Regions from separate parts of the Homo sapiens genome. Here region 1 is linked to region 2. A link is a loop called in an ENCODE intact Hi-C map of the cell type or tissue named here. Cell type or tissue: PC-3. All regions are shown on one strand. Links, peaks and the distances in the headings refer to the core of each region. The heading gives the core; the rest is flanking DNA.

Evidence for each region. A loop is a pair of places that touch in the nucleus more often than their neighbours do. Peaks named below come from ENCODE experiments on the same cell type or tissue, not always from the same donor. Only the 100,000 strongest peaks of a DNase experiment are listed, where the experiment ranks them.
Region 1: it touches region 2 in a loop (12-fold over the local background); 3 of 110 quality-filtered maps call a loop at or near these places.

Annotation. Positions count from the first base shown.
Region 1 is chr12:49,549,843-49,558,160 of GRCh38, reverse strand. KCNH3 (potassium voltage-gated channel subfamily H member 3) reads right to left here. Exons shown (of 15, transcript NM_012284.3): 10 at 7,832-8,081; 11 at 3,607-3,824; 12 at 2,210-2,541; 13 at 1,685-1,791; 14 at 902-978; 15 at 1-807. The coding sequence ends at 208. It overlaps LOC105369761 (a long non-coding RNA gene), which reads left to right and starts at 4,962. Exons shown (of 3, transcript XR_007063298.1): 1 at 4,962-5,609; 2 at 6,225-6,438; 3 at 7,304-7,880. In PC-3, for the core only: a CTCF peak has its summit at 4,465 (motif pointing right); a DNase peak (open chromatin) is centred at 4,450.
Region 2 is chr12:49,328,532-49,336,849 of GRCh38, reverse strand. It overlaps TROAP (trophinin associated protein), which reads right to left. Exons shown (of 15, transcript NM_005480.4): 9 at 7,795-7,923; 10 at 7,606-7,689; 11 at 7,396-7,455; 12 at 6,859-6,993; 13 at 5,907-6,705; 14 at 5,443-5,636; 15 at 5,119-5,277. The coding sequence ends at 5,233. C1QL4 (complement C1q like 4) reads left to right here. Exons shown (of 2, transcript NM_001008223.2): 1 at 1-909; 2 at 3,617-4,441. The coding sequence starts at 373. The coding sequence ends at 3,796. Among named protein-coding and RNA genes, the nearest start is that of C1QL4, 4.5 kb to the left of the region's middle. RefSeq lists enhancers at 267-1,066, 5,879-6,380. In PC-3, for the core only: a CTCF peak has its summit at 5,051 (motif pointing left); no DNase peak of the experiment used is centred there; H3K4me3 peaks cover 144 bases.

The sequences.
Region 1 (8,318 bases), core at 226-8,225, 220 kb before region 2:
GCAGGCCGAGGAGAGGCCTGCCCCAGGGATCCAGCCTATCCTCTCTGAGAGTCAGGAGCCAGGTCCTCCTTTGCTTCCAGGCTCCCTGCCCTGAGCCAGCGGGCCGCATGGAGTCCGTGGGGAGGCTGCCACCCTGCCTTCACTCTGAGGTTGGGCCGAACAGCAGATGGCAGCACACCTGGCAACGCTGAGTTCTAGGGCTGGTACTCAGACCCCTGTGCCTTCTTCCTGGGTCCACTGGACTGTGCCAGAGCCATGGCAGCCAATAAGCACCATCTCCAGGCTGTGGGGGTCCCAGGGCAAGGCCAGGCCCCCTGACCCTGGTGGGGGCTCTCCAGTGCTGGTAGCCTCAGCCTGGCTCACAGGCTCTGCGGGCCCAGTCCTAGCCCCTTCCTCAGAAGGAGGAGGGGAGGCAGGGGTGCTGGGCTCAGAGCAGAGGTCTCCTGAGGCAGGGGGCTCTGAGTCTGAGGTGGAGGTCCAGAAAGCTGTGGCTCGAGGCCAGGGGGAGCTCTGAGACGCTGGGGGACCCCAGGGCCAGGGTGCCATGAGGGGAGGAGGCCCCGGACGAGGGTGGGGCCAAGTCCCACTCAAGACAGAGCCAGCTGGGGGCTGCAGGCAGTAGGAGGATGCCCCAGTGTCCACACACAGAGGCTGCAGAAGCCCGGAGGTGCTGGCTGGGCACGGCCCCTCTCCCGATGCCCGAGGGCACGGACCCTCCCTGTGGGGCGCCAGGACAAGCTGCACAGCCTGGCGAAGTGACTGCAGTCCTTCCCGCATCTGCAGCACCTGCTCTGACAGCTCTGTCACCTTTGGGGGAGGGAGGAGGCGAGGTCAGAATGGAGTCAGCCATGGAGTGCCTTCCCCTGGTGCCCCCCTCACCTCCACCTTCCCCCTCACCCACCGCCTGCCGAAGCTTGTCCAGTGTGTCTGTGTTCCTTGCCTCGCTGGGCCCATGGGGAACAGTGAGCAGGCCGCTCTCTGTGGGTAGTAGGATGGGGTTATCAGCTGGGGCTGGTAAGAGGAGATAGGCAATTTGGGGGTCTAGGCCTTGCCCCAGTTAGAGCACATTGACCTGGTAGGACCTGACTCCTAGGATCATCTCTTCTGGCCTTGCCCAAGGTGCTGAATTTTGCCCAAACTTCCAGGGGCAGGGAAAACACCACCCAGCAGCCCTCAGCCACACTGCCTAGTGCTCTCCTTCCCCTCAAAAAGTTGTTCTTTGTGCCTGTCCCTTGCTCTGTCCTCCAGGCAAATGGACATTCCTAGGAGCTCATTACCTTGTCCACTTCCCTGGCCTGGAGACATTTTCACCCCTGGATCCCCAGCCCTCTATCCCTTCAGTTAGCCAGAGATTGGGCTAAGGCTTTCAGTTACATTATATAACGTAAACATCAACCCATTTTTTTACAGACAGGAAGCTGGGGCCAGAGAAGCCAAATTCACACTGCTAGAAAGCTGACAGAGCAAGGATATAAACCCAGTTCCTGGCTGCGTCGAAATTAAAGTGCTGGTCTTCACCACCAAACTCCCCTGCCCGCACGACACCAAGGGGTAGTGGGGTGAGACGGCCTCCAGGCAGTCTGCCAGTTTCTCTAACATTGAAGGCTCAGAGGTCAACAGTGCTTGAGGTTCACAAGGCAAAGGGGCTGCCCCACCAACCTAGACCATCCCGGGGCCCTGGTACCTGGTCCAGGGGAGGGGCTGCTGCTACATTCCGGGCCAGACTGGCCCACGCGGAAAGAGAACTTGGGCTGGTCCGAGCCACAGCCGTCTTCAATGCCATCTACTACCCTGTGAACCCAGGTACCAGGACAACAAATCAATGGACAGGCAGCCACTGTGGGGTCATACGGGACGGGATGCCCCAGCGTCCACACACACAGGCTGCAGGAGCGTGGAACTGACCAGGAGCCCAGGAGAAAGCTAACATGGGGTCCCTTCCCCTAGGAGCTTACAGTTTAGCTGGGGGGCCAAGCTTGAGCAGCATGAGATGCAAGAGTTCAGAGCAGCGTGTGCCACACACCACACAGTGGAGTGGGACAGCAGGAGAAAGGAGGAGCACAGAAGGCTTCCTGGAGGAGGCAGGCTTGGCCCACATAGACTAGCGGGAGTTAAGATGGTTAGATGGGCACCTAGGGCAGGGTGCGCCTGCCCAGGGCCTCAGCCTCATCACCACCATCTCTGCCACGGGGGCCTAGGGTCTGCTCACCTGGGGCTCAGATCTGGGGGCACATTCCATGGCATGGGGGGCAGCCGTAGCCCCTCTAGGGCCCGTGGGGGAGCAGAGGGGCCAGCCTCAGCCTTCAAAGCCCCTGCCCTGCCTGGCCTCCCTCTGCCACCTAGACGAGGCCGGGGTGCTGTTCGACGTGGGGATAGCAGCTTGGCAGCTGAGGATGAGGAGGTGCAGCCAGGGGACAGCAGGGGGCTGGAGGGCTCATCAGCTGGGGCTGGGGAGACCGTGGGGCCCTGCTCCCCATCTGTCTCCTTCTCCTCCAGCGTGGACATAAGGGTATTGTCGCCGCTCAGGGAGCTGGTGTCCACCTAGGGATAGTGAGGGACAGGGAATCGGCATGGATGGTCACTATTGTGTCCCACTCACCTCCCCTACCAAGGCTTCATCTACCCTGGAAGGGATGAGCCATCTTTGTTAGAATAGCCAACATCTATTCTAACTGAAGGTCCTATAGATGATACTATCTTTTTTTTTTTTTTTTGAGACAGAGTCTTACTCTGTCGCCCAGGCTGGAGTGCAGTGGTGTGATCTCGGCTCGCTGCAAGCTCCACCTCCCGGGTTCATGCCATTCTCCTGCCTCAGCCTGTAGCTGGGACTACAGGCGCCCGCCACCACACCCGGCTCATTTTTTTTTTTTTTTTTTGTATTTTTAGTAGAGACGGCGTTTCACCGTGTTAGCGAGGATGGTCTTGATCTCCTGACCTCGTGATCCACCCGCCTCAGCCTCCCAAAGTGCTGGGATTACAGGCGTGGGCCACCGCGCCCGGCCAGATGATACTATCTTAATCTATAATCTATCTAAAGCCACCAAAGCCCTGGAGGTGTTAACTACCTCTCAAAATTCTAGCCAAATACGGACACCACCACTCCTCTACCAGGTCCCTCAGCCTAATTAAACTATCCAAGAGAATGCGGCGCTAAAAATTGGTTTGGAATTAGTGACAATCCAGGGAAATTCAAAAGCCCCTCAGAACAATCCTGTTTCACCATGAAAAAACACAGGGGGCCACCAGGCTCTCTTCAGAAGCAACCTGAAGAGCTGGTGCCTGTCTCTGCCCTGCTCAGCCCCTGACCCCCAGGAGCCACCCCTCCCTGTGCCAGCACTGATGCATTCATCTACCTTCACTAAGATTCCTCTGGACAGGGTAAGGCTGCCTCAGACAGGCCAAGGAGAGCTGGCAGGGGTGGCTGCACATGCTGGGCTGGGCACATGAGTGTGGAAGGGCAGAGAGGGTGTAGACCCCTGCCCAAGGTGGGAGCTTTCATACCAGGCCACACTTCACACACAGCTCTCCACCATCCCCAGCCTCTGCCCACTTCACCAGGCTCCCTGGCACCCCCATCCCCTCCAAGCACATACTCAGCACACTCACCTCTGCAGAGCCTCCCCCAGCACCCAGGTTGTAGCTGAGCTCCCCTCGGAGGCCACGACTGAAGCGCGGGGCAAACTCGGGGTACAGCGCAAGGCTGTCGTGCAGGCCAGCCAGCTGCAGACACTGCAGGACGCAGTACGTCAGCCCCTTCACGTCGGCATTGGCCTTTACCACCTGCTCCCGCCGGGGCAGCTCACAGCCGATCAGGTCGCCCTTCCCTGGGGAGAGGAAGTAGAGGTCAGCAAGCCCTGAGAGCTTCAGCCATGAGGAGAGAAGAGGGGGCTGCAGGTTGCTGAGATTCCCTTCAGAGCTGGGCTGGGCCTCTGTAGCTGAAGCCTTGAAGCCAGCAGAGAGAGGAGCAAAGAGGCCTGGGACATGGCCTGACGCCTGCAGCCTGTCTCACTGGCTCCCACATGGGCTTGGGGTAAAGAGCTCTGTGACCCAGGCCCTCAAACACATTCAGGATCAAAACCACTGTGCCAGAAAACCTGAATTATAGCCCTGAGAGAGACTGAACATCAGTTCTAGTGTTTCACAGCTGGCTATGTTGATTAGAATCCCCTGCAAAAGTCAGAACAAACACCCAGGCCCTATCTCTACCTACAGCGTCACAGTATCTATGGGAGACCCCACAGTCTGATTGTTTTTAAGTCCCACAGGTGATTCAGATGCAGCTTGTCCAGGAATCAGTGTTTGGAACCAGCAAATTAGAGCCCTGTGTGGCATAGGGAAAATGCCAGGCAGCCAGGCTTACCTTCCTGAGCCCTAGCTGCCTCTGCTCTACAAGAGATGCTGCATTTAACTGAGTCTAGGGAATATTCTTGATCTCACCAGAAGGGGTCAATGGAGGTTTTCCCACAGGCAGGTTAAGACTGCCACCTGGCTGACAGTAATTATTAAATGGCATCAATTAGAGCCTGCGGTGTAATCTCAGAGATGTTAGATTGGGTAGGGTGGGTGAGATGTGTGTCTTAGAATCAATGAAATAGGGTGTGTCTGTCCAGGGACATGTTGAGGCTAAATTAGAGTTAATGTAGATAAAGTGCCTCACACAAAGACGACCAAAAAGAAATCATTTTCTTCCTTTCCCTCCCAGATAGAACCCCCTATAAATCATTCCTGCCAGGCACAATGACTCCCAGCACTTTGGGAGGCCATGGCAGGAGGATCGCTTGAGCTCAGGAGTTTGAGACCAGCCTGGGCAACATGGCAAAACCCTGTCTCAAACAACAACAACAACAGCAGCAAAAATTAAGCTCGGTGTGGTGGTGTGCACCTGCAATCTCAGCTATTCTGGAGACTGAGGTGGATGGATCACTTGAGCCCAGTAGGTCGAGGCTGCAGTGAGCCGAGATCACACCACTGCACTCCAGCCTGGGCGACAGTGAGACCTGGTCTCAAAAAAAAAAATTCATTTCCAACAGGGATAGGCACGCAGTCCGGGCTTGGGCAGAGCACTCACTACCCTCAAGGCAGCTCAACCACCGCCAGGCAGTTCAGACTGTTAGAAAGTGTTTCAAAAAGGATGGCCCTGCTATGGACTACCTCACACTGCCAGCAGCACACACTGAGCTCACGTCTCCTCTACATGTTCCTGGACTTTTGCTCCAACTTAAGTATAGAATGCACCCCAACTTAAGTATAGTTTAACACTTGATTTTCTTGGTTTCAGGCCATCCTTCTGGGTCGTTTTGAGTGCTGTTTGGATCTCAATGTGATCATCTGGGGAATGTGCTCTCTTTTCATTGGCGTCATCTGAAATAGAATAAGCACGTGCTTCTTGTCTTCATCTAAGAGGTGGGAGAAAATGAGAAACAGGACAGGACCGAGGGCAGAGTCTCAGGACCAGAGACTGCCCACCAGGTGCAGCTCATCAAACTACTTCCTTCCTCACAACGGACTTTGCGTATGCTTAGCTTCCAGCAGTTCATCAACAGAGGCAAGCGCCAGAACCCAGAGCTGCCTGAAGCAGACAGGATGCACTTGGATGTTCGAGTAAAAAGGTAGGTGAGGAGAGGGTAGGTATGAAGGCAAAGCAGAGAACCCGACCATGATTGGGGTCGGGGAACCAGGCATTCACCAGGGCATCTAGAGCCTCCAAGTCAACAGGGAAGTAGTTCACCCAAAACATATAGAAGGTGACAGGATGGATCAACGGTGGCATAAGTCCTGGTGCTAGGGACATTGTAGAGGCAAAGGCCCAGGGCACAGGCTGTAGCCATTCTTGTGGCACTGAATACTGCACACTGAACATGGCTATTCTGAGACGTGGTGCCTGGCACCAGCAAAGGCATGCTCTGAGAGGACCTGTGCCAGCTCCCAGCCACACAACTCCCTCGGCTCCAGGCTGGAAACCATCTGTTTCGTAATCCACTCGTCAATCCTGCTTTGGGTTCACCAGTCTACAGTGGTGAAAATCTGTCCTTGTGCCCTTCGGAATCTCTCCAAGGATTGCCAGCTACACTTAACTGGCATAACTCCATTTTCTCATGCTGGCATAAACCGCATGTAGGCACCAAAGCTGGACTCATGAAAGATGTAAAACAAAGGGTGTGAACAGCCTGTCCCCACTCTTGGGGTCTAAGACCCCGATGGCATTTTTTTCCTCTTGTTTCCAGCTGGAAGGTCATCCTCTTCAAGGGAGCAAGGATGGACACACAGTAGCTGCGTCTGGTGACACCGCCCCACCTTCCTGGCCCTTTCCTGCTTCTCATCTTGATTGTGGATTGCCAGATGAATGAGAAACCTCAGCCCCAGGGCTTCAGCAGTCCCCACAGTGAATCTACACGTGCCTTGGCTGCCTGAGGATTCGATGTCGTCAGCAGTGGTCAGGTCACCACCTCCCCACATGTACAAGTCCTTGACTACCCACACCGGTCACATGTTCCCCGCCCTCTAGGGTCACGGTGATAGTCTCTTGCAGCCATAGAGCTCTGCTCCTCTTTAGTGGCTTTTCTTTTTTTTTTTTTTTTTTTTTTTTGAGACAGAGTCTCGCTTATCGCCCAGGCTGGAGTGCAGTGGTGCAATCTTGGCTCACTGCAGTCTCCATCTCCTGGGTTTAAGCAATTCTTCTGCCTCAGCCTCCCAAGTAGCCTGGATTACAGGTGTCCACCACCACACCCGGCTAATTTTTGTATTTTTAGTAGATACAGGATTTCACCACGTTGGCCAGGCTGGTCTTGAACTCCTGACCTCAAGTGATCTGCCTGCCTCGGCCTGCCAAAGTGCTGGAATTATAGGCTTGAGCTACCGCGCCCGGTCCTTTAGTGGCTTTTCACAGACACAGCCCCATGTTTCCCTGAGAGTTAGAATGTGCTCCCAACTCTCCAAATCCTAGAGTGCAGGTCCAACCCTCCTAACGATGGCTTCCTCCCTGCCAGTCCCAATTCCCCCCAGAGCACCTGGGAGCCCTGTGGAAGAAGCATGAGACTTGGCGCCAGGTGGATGGGGCTCCAGCCCCGGCTGGCCGATTCCTAGCTGTTCATTAACCTCTCTGACCTTGGTCTCCTGCTATGCAAAATAGGAATAATGGGTTTTGTGAGGTTAGAGTGAGACAAAGCAGTAAGGAGCTGGGACAGGGCTAGTCACGCTGTGAGCCCCCTGTTATCAGCACTACTATTGTGTCCATTCCACACCTGCAATTTCTTCATCTGCGTCTAGGGAACTGATTTCCTTTTTCACCTCCTTCTTTTCCCAGGAAGGGAAGTATATACACTGTAGATACCATTTCATCAGAATGAGTCTCCCTGACTGTTTGGAGACTGAGCTCTGTCACCCATCTGGGCTCTGGGCCTGCTCTGTGATCTGCCTCAGGAAAGTCACATCTCACTGTTCCTGGGGGACCACAAAGACAGCTTTTGTTCCTCCCCTTTTTAGCCCTGCCTGACACTCTCCCCAGCACTTCCATCCCTAGCTTCTGATTTTCCTCCTGAAGGAAGGGCAGCTCCCCTCTGTCCCCCATAGACTGGCTCCTTTCAAAGGCTGGCCCTCCACTCGCTCGGCCCCAGGGACACCTGCGAGATCGTGTCCACCTACTTACGCTGCCACCTTGCAGTCACTGGGGCTTCTCTGAGCTTTGACCAGGACTCCATAACTACTCCTGACTCCACCCTGGCTGTTTCTCTCTCAGTGGCCTTGTGGAGGTCCCCTCTCCAGGTTTTCCACAGATCAGGGCCATGGTCTCACACACACGTGCCCCCACGCCCTCTCTCCCACCCTCACAAACCTAGGATGGCGAGCACGGTGCCACCCTTGAGCACCTCCATGGAGCCAGAGCAGACAAAGTAGAGGGCCTGCAGGGCATCGCCTTGGTGGATGAGGTACTCGCCCGGCGTGCAGAAGGCGGGCCGCAGGGCCAGAGACAGTGCCCGCAGGCAGCCGCGGCTGGCCGCCTCAAACAGTGGCAGCTGCAGGACCTCCTTGTGCAGGTGCATGGCGATGTCTGCGCGCAGCTCGTCAGGGAGGCTCTGCAGCAGCTGCAGGTGAGCAGGTGCGGGGGTGGGGGGGTTGGGAGTGGCAGAAGAGGAGGTGGCCTCCAGCCAGCCCCTCTCCACCCTGGCAGGCCTCAGGAACAGGGGAGGCATGGGAGGGACCTGAGGCCTCTCTCACAACTCCAAGCTCCACACAGGGTGGCAGCGAGGGGGCTTCCTCCACCTCCCTCTCAATCACTTTAGCGCCCAGAGCAGCCCAGCTTCCCACCTCAGTGAGTACCA
Region 2 (8,318 bases), core at 243-8,242:
CCAGCCGTCCGAGAAGCCGCGGATCTCAGGTGCCCAGGATCGTTAGGACTGAACGGGAGGGTACTAGAGGACCACTGGCTCTGGACCGTCGGGAGCTGCCCCTGACGTAACCCACGAGGGGCCTCCCCTTGACGGACGGCTTGGGGAGCGGCACCGCCGCGGCTGGAGCCCGCAGAGGCAGGGTAAGGGGAGCGGGGGGCAGCCGTCGGGGGAGTGCAGACCCAGGCCCAAGGCGGGTCACCGCCTCCTGGCCCGCGGAGAGCCCCGGCCCCGGCAGCCATTGCGCCCAAGAGTGAGGAAGATTTGCTGGCCCTGGCAGCGTCGCGGCTGAGCCGCCGCAAGAGGGTGGCGGGCGCGGCCGTCGGAGTGGCCATGGTGCTGCTGCTGCTGGTGGCCATCCCGCTGCTGGTGCACAGCTCCCGCGGGCCAGCGCACTACGAGATGCTGGGTCGCTGCCGCATGGTGTGCGACCCGCATGGGCCCCGTGGCCCTGGTCCCGACGGCGCGCCTGCTTCCGTGCCCCCCTTCCCGCCAGGCGCCAAGGGAGAGGTGGGCCGGCGCGGGAAAGCAGGCCTGCGGGGGCCCCCTGGACCACCAGGTCCAAGAGGGCCCCCAGGAGAACCCGGCAGGCCAGGCCCCCCGGGCCCTCCCGGTCCAGGTCCGGGCGGGGTGGCGCCCGCTGCCGGCTACGTGCCTCGCATTGCTTTCTACGCGGGCCTGCGGCGGCCCCACGAGGGTTACGAGGTGCTGCGCTTCGACGACGTGGTGACCAACGTGGGCAACGCCTACGAGGCAGCCAGCGGCAAGTTTACTTGCCCCATGCCAGGCGTCTACTTCTTCGCTTACCACGTGCTCATGCGCGGCGGCGACGGCACCAGCATGTGGGCCGACCTCATGAAGAACGGACAGGTGAGATGCCCCTCTCCCCAACCCAGCTCAGACTGGTCGCTCTCTAGATCTCCCTGCACTCATCCCACAACCTGAGATTATTCCCCGAAACAGCGTCACTGAATCCAGGAACGCGAGGCTGCCAAGAACGATAGATGACTTCATTTACCCACAGAGGAAATTGGGGGCCAGAGAAGGAAAACCTTCTGCCTAGGGCCTCACGGAGTGTAGGAATGGTGTTAGAATTAGAACTCAGGACTTAAACCTGAGTGTCTCTGCAGCTGTGACCTCACATTGCAACTATGGGCAACACCAGATGTCTTTGGTGTCTCGCCCTGCCAACTCGCTTCTTTTCTCGTCCTGTCTTGGGCTATCCTTTCTTCTGCGGCAGCCCCCCTGGCCTTTGGGTCTCTCAGCCTTGCATTGGACCAGCTAACTGGAGTCTAGGCTCCTTCGAATTAGAATGGAATCCATGTCTCAGGCAATAGGAAGTCAGCAGCTGTTCTCATGTTGAGGGCATTCGGGTTGGATGTTTGAGGAAAAGGTATAAAAGGAAGAAAACATTTGCCTGCTCACTTCACCTGCCGATCAGCTGTTCTGTTGCTCACCCCAGGGCTGGGGGCCTAGAACGGCCTTGCCCTCAGCAGAGTCTGTGGCTTGGCAGCTCAAGGGCCAGCCAGGTGGCTGGAATGAATGGATTTGGGGGAGGAAAGAGGCAAGGGACAGGTAGAATAGCCTTGGGCCCTGGCCTGGTCTTGTAGGCCCCACACCCTCCCTAGCAATCTCTCAGTATCCAGGTTCCACAGTTCCCTGCCCTTGTGGGCAGTTGGAGTCACTGTTGCCTCTGTTTTCGGGGAATAGCCCCAAGGACTAAGCTCTAGCACCAAAATTTCACACATAGTGGGAACTAGAGGCCGCAGGTGTGGGGTAGGTGGGAGAAGGTGCCAGAGCTGCACAGGCTGCAGAGGGAGGTTGGGGCTGAGTGGTGACCTCTGGATGTCCAGCATGAAGGGGGTGGTGGCGACCCAGGAGCTTCAGGCCTGCAGGAGCCTGGTACCGCGGCAGCATCTACCTGCCCCGAGACCTGCTTTGGGATCTCATCCCAGCCGGGCTGCCCCAGGAACCCGGGGAAAGGGAGTGAGTGTGCGTCCTCATGGAGTGAAAGAATATGTATGTGTGTCAGGGAGTGTGTGTGAGTGCGGAGTGCGATGTGAGAGTAGAGCGGTGTCTATCTGTATATGACATCGAGTAGGTGTGCTTGGTCCATGCAGGGTATCTGGGAGGAGGTGGAGGGGGCCAGTGTGTAACTAATTCGTGCGGGTTTCAGAGGGGGAGGGGACTGCGCAGCTCCCACTCTGTATTCTTCAGTGCGGGCGCTGCGGCCCTGGGGACGGTAAATAGTGATTAGAATAATGATGAATAATTAATGAGTTAATAACCAGCCCCTGTGGGACTCTCTAGAAGAGGGGGGCTGAAGGCCCGAAGCGACCGCCATGAGCCCGGAGGGGAGGAAGTGCTCCCTGTTCTGGCAGAAGACGACCCCCCACGCCTGGGCACCAGTGGGTGCTTGGTCGGGAAATCCGCGCCCACAGGCGAGAGCGCAACAGTGCACCTTATCATGGCCCGCACCCTATGCACACGCACAGGCACACCTATGCCCCACCACTGGGGAAGCCAACCCTCCATGAGGACTGACAGGAGGTCCCAGCCGGTTCAGAATTTTAGAAATTATCCTATAGGCAAAATTTTATTTTATTTTATTTATTTTTTGAGACAGTTTCGCTCTTGTTGCCGAGGCTGGAGTGCAATGGCGCTATCTCGGCTCACGGCAACCTCTGCCTCCTGGGTTCAAGCGATTCTCCGACCTCGGCCTCCCGGGTAGCTGGGATTACAGGCATGTACCACCACGCCCAGCTAATTTTGTATTTTTAGTAGAGACGGGGTTTCTCCATGTTAGTCAGGCCGGTCTCGAACTCCCGATCTCAGATGATCTGCCGGCCTCGGCCTCCCAAAGTGCTGGGATTACAGGTATGAGCCACCGCGCCTGGCCGACAAATTTTATTTTTAAAATGAGAATAGTAATTTGAAAATGCATTAAAAATAATTTAAGAATGGAAACCACTGAGCCAGGCGCGGTGGCTCACGCCTGTAATCTCAGCACTTTGAGAGGCTGAGGTGGGTGGATCACCTGAGATCAGGAGTTCGAGACCAGCCTGGCCAACACAGTGAAACCCCGTCCCTACTAAAAATAGAAAAAATTAGCTGGGCGTGGTAGTAGGCGTCTGTAATCCCAGCTACTAGGGAGGCTGAGGCAGGAGAATCGCTTGAACCCGGGAGGTTGCAGTAAGCCGAGATCGTGCCATTGCACTCTAGCCTGGGCAAAAAGAATGAAACTCCATCTCAAAAAAAAAAAAAAAAGCAAACCACTCTTCTGAACACACTTCACATGTAGTAATTCACTTAATCTTAACACCCTATGAGGTGGGTTCTATTATTGTCCCTCACTTTATAAATCAACTCGAGGTCCAGAAAAGGCGTGGTATTTGCTCCGCGTCACACAGCTAGTGAATGGCAGAGCTGGAGCAACTCCGTGATGTCCTACCCTCCTCCCTGGTCCTCCCCAGCCCCTGCGGCGGCTGCCCGGCCGCCTTCGCACGCCCAGCCGCCCCGACCCCTCTCGTCACCCCAGCTCCACACAGAGCATGAGCAGGTTCTTCTCCCTCGATAGGTCCGGGCCAGCGCCATTGCTCAGGACGCGGACCAGAACTACGACTACGCCAGCAACAGCGTCATTCTGCACCTGGACGTGGGCGACGAGGTCTTCATCAAGCTGGACGGCGGGAAAGTGCACGGCGGCAACACCAACAAGTACAGCACCTTCTCCGGCTTCATCATCTACCCCGACTGAGCCGGCCCCGCCCCGTGCCCCCGCTCGCCCCTTCTCTCCCGTCCTCACCCACCTCCTGCCCGCCCCACCCGAGGCGCCACCCCACCCTTTGAGAGCCTGGCGGTGGGGTGGACCCTTCCGTTCCCGGAGGCGGCCTAAATGGGCGAACTCTTGGTGCTCAAGGGTATAAGTGGCCGGGAAGAGGAGGAGACCCGGCCAGAGGAGCAGAGCGACTTCCGGAGGGATCACCCGCACCCAAGTGCGCGCTGGACCCCATAGGGGCAGAGGTCGTGGCTTTCTCTTTTGTACAGAGATGGGGAGCAGTTTTAATAGCGGGACTCAGAGGCCCAGAAAGCCGGAGGGAAGCCCCCGCAGCTTGCGAGGGAAATAACAGAAACAGGAGGAGCCCATTTAGGCAAGAGAAGACATTAAAACAGGGTAGTGCAGGTTCTCCGTCACAACTTTCTCTCGCCACCCTCTCGTCCCCTCGTCTCCACTTTCAGGCTCAGGCTCCAGCCTTGGCAGCCTTCCTGTGAACTGGAGGAACCAGTGAATTCTTTCCTGGCATTTAAAACGCATTCTGTACAGTCCCCATTCCCCCCTATCCGGACTAGGCCCTGGGGCTACAGCTGCTGCTGCCTCTTCTAATAAAGTGAGGTTGGGGGATTGTGTGTGGCTGCTTAACTTGGTGCATAGACTGGGGGGAAAGTGGCGGACCCTTTCCCTCATTCCTCTAAAGAGCTCCTACCGTGCTGTCAGTCCCTGCCAGAGGCAAAGTTTTAGTTAATTCCAGGCAAGGCCTGCCTCTGGCAGAAAAGGGGTGTGTGTGTGCTTCTACTCTGCTATGGGGAGGAAGAAGGATGGTCTGTTTCAGGAGAGCTTTGGGGCCTCACGCTGTAGGTGGAGGGAGACACCAGCCTAATAAGGGAAGAGTCCAAAGGTCTGGGTCTGGTGCTTCTGCTTTTCTGCCCAATGCACGCAGAGAGTTCTAGAAGAGGAGCTCTAGGGGGTGAAGGAGTCGTCTAGGGCTCCTGCAAGCTAAGTGAGACTGATCTCAAAAAGCAAGGGGAACAGGGGTTCCAATTGCCCGCCAACATATTTACAGAGCTTGCGAGGGAGTGGGCTTGGCAGGAGTGGGAGGCTCAGAGCTTGCAAGGGGGTGGGCTAGGCAGGAGTGGGTTTCCTCCTTCCCTTTCAGGATTCAGGACGGCTTCTGGATGGGAGCCTGGGGGATCCCAAGAGCCCAGGGCTGGCCTCTGAGCTGGAGGACACTGCCATCCTGTGGGCAGTGGGAGAGTGACAGCAGTAGCTGGCCTGTTTGGACACTTAGCTAGACACGTGGATACTTTAGAAACTTTATTGAGGACAAAAGTGGGCGGCTCCCAGTCCCATGGGCAGACCGACAATAAATAAGGGCTAAAAGGAAGAAGTACGGCAGGGCAGGAGTGGTTGTCTCATCATGGAGAGCCCTGGGGGGCAGCAGAACCAACTGGAATGAAACACTGGAGACAGAGAAGACCTTGTCACAGCTCAGCCAACCTTGCACTGTAGCCAAGCCTTCCTGCTGACCTCTCTGTGAAGAAGCCCAGGTGGCCCCCTGTCCCTGTTCCCCACCTCCCATCAGGCTCACTGTGCAGCCACAGCTGGGCTGTGGGTTGGAGTCTCACCAGGGCATCCTGCCATTCGAGTAATGTAGCCACAGGGTTGGTGCAGACCCGGGTGGGGCCTGAGGGAGGGGCTCGGCTGGTGTAAAAGGCACACTCATCGTCCAGACGAGCCTCGTGGAAGCAGTGGATGGCGGTTAAACACGATTTGAGGCGCTCCCTCAGGGCTAGGGTTCGAGGGGCCAGATTGCTGAGGCCTGAGGGGCATGGAAAATTTAGAGGGAGGTCTGGGGTCCTATACTTCCACCATGTACTGTCCTCTCCTCCTCCCCCACCAACGGCCAAGCCAATTAGGAGCACAGGGCTGGAAGTGCAGCCCCTCCCCTCTTCCTGAGGGAGAGCCAGGCTGGGCCAGGGTGGAAGGTGTGGAAGCATGAGATTGCCTGGGGTAGGGGCAGGGCAGGTGTGCAGCTCACAGTGAGGTGAGGACCTCTTGTGTTCACACTCCTTCCCAGCCAACTCCTTACCTGCCTGGCCTGCTGGGGGTCTCAAAGACTGGAGTGAGCAGATAGGGGGGCTGGCACAAAGCGGGTGTTGGGAAGAGAAGATCAGGCTGGTGGTTGCTGGAGCCCACTGACTGCAGCAGGGTGGTAGACTGGACTCTAGACTTCTATGTTCCAGGGTGCAGGGCTCTGATGCCCCCAGCTCTACCCTAGGGCAGGGCCCTGGGGGTCCAGACTGCCCCTGGGTGCTGGGCTGAAGGGGCCCGGGTTCTGCTGGAGGGCAGGGCTCAGGTACCTCAAGCTGTTCCTGGCGAGAGGACTCCGGTATCTCAGGCTCAATCCTACAGTAGGACTCTAGGGGCCTGGGTTCTGCTGGAGGGCAGGGCTCAGGTACCTCAAGCTGTTCCTGGCGAGAGGACTCCGGTATCTCAGGCTCACTCCTACAGCAGGACTCTAGGGGCCTGGGTTCTGCTGGAGGGTAGGGCTCTGGTACTTCAAGCTGTTCCTGGAGGGAGGGCTCTGGTATCTCAGGCTCACTCCTACAGAAGGCCTCTGGGGGCCCAGGCTCTGCCGGAGGGCAGGGCTGTGGTTCCCCGCACTCCTCTGGAAGACAGGGCTTTGGCAGCCCTGAGTGTTTTAACAGTCCAGGAAGGTGGGAAGTCCCAGAGTTATGCTCTGTGGCATTCAGAGTTCTAGAAATCTCAGTCAGCAGGGGCTGAAGTTCAACCATATCCAGAGAAGAGCCTCCATTAAGAGGGACACACTGGCCCCCTACCAGCCCCTCTACTTCCTGTCTCAACAGCTGTTGCAGGATACCGATGCGCTGTGGTGGGAGAGAGCACCCCAGTGTGACATCAAGATGTGCGTTCAGTAGTCTACCCACACTGTCCTATTCCTGATCCCCCATCTCTTTTCCCTCTTCCTCAGCCCAGTCACTGTTCAATAGACATCAAAGCTGTTGGCCACACAGACTCACTTGAATCTTCACCTCCTGGAGGCTGGGGGTTCTGTTAGAGTGGGGTCCAGAAGGAGTGGCCACCGGTGGTTTCCCAGAACCCTCCAGTGACCTTATACAACTCTCCTGGTCAAACAACCGGACGGCAACCTGCTCCTGTCACCAAGGAACAAGGCACACAAGCAAGCCAGGCTGGGGCAGGAGAAAGACCAGCCTGAGTCCCACCCTCATGAGGAATGGATTGAAGCCCCTAACTGAGAGGCCCTAGATGTACATTAGGAGGGGCAGCAGAGAAGCAGTGAGAGTTAGGCAGCTTTTCCAGAGAGCACTTTCTAATTTTTAAAATTTTAGTGGAGACAGGGTCTCACTATGTTGCCCAGGCTGGTCTCAAAGATCTGAGCTCAAGCAATCCTCCTACCTCAGCCTCCCAAAGTGCTGGGATTACAGGTGTGAGCCACCATGCCTGGCCCAGAAAGCACGTGTGCCTCAAACTCCTGGGCCTCCAGGCTGGCAGCACAGGGCAAGGGATCTCAGTAGGGGGAAGCTTCTGATACTTACCCAGGGCAGGGCAGGATCTTCAGAGCAGGACTGAGGGGAGACACCACGCAGCCACTGGGCCTGGCACAGAAGTGAGATGTCAGCAAGGGCTGACACCCACAGATGGCACTCAGCCTCCCCTTGCTTCTGTCTTCTCTCTCCTGTACCCATCCATCTCCTTTCTCCCCTAGCTGTGACTTATGCCAGCCACCTCTCCATGCCCTCTCTTACCTGCTGAACTCTGGGGGTTGATGGCATGGGTGTGAACCGGGTTTTAGGTTGAACGGTGAGACGCCGCAACACTGAATATGAGGTCTGGGGAGAGATGTGGGTGGCTGAGCAGGGACAAAACCCAGACATAGCAAGGATCTCCGGCCAGACTGTTCTGCCCCTGCCCAGCCCCCAGTTGTTGACACAAACCAGAGTTGGAGGGCCTGGGGAGGGTACACGCTGAGCCCGTCCAAAGGGTGATGGACATGGCACCACATGGCCAGGCAAGGGCTGGGCCACAGGGGCAGGGGAGGGCATCAGGTGGGAGTCATGGCTGTCCTGTGAAGAAGAAAAAGGTGGAAGAGTGATCCCCGCCCCCTTTGTCTTCCTATTTTTTTTTTTGATACGGAGTCTCGCTCTGTCACCCAGGATGGAGTCCAGTGGCGCGATCTTGGCTCACTGCAAGCTCCGCATCCCGGGTTCACACCATTCTCCTGCCTCAGCCTCCCGAGTAGCTGGGACTACAGGTGCCCGCCACCATGCCCGGCTAATTTTTTGTATATTTAGTAGAGATGGGGTTTCACCATGTTAGCCAGGATGGTCTCGATCTCCTGACCTCGTGATCTGCCCGCCTCGGCCTCCCAAAGTGCTGGGATTACAGGAGTAAGCCACCACGCCTGGCTGTCTTCCTATATCGTGTTCTCACTACAGCAGCCAGTGTGATTCTTTTAAGA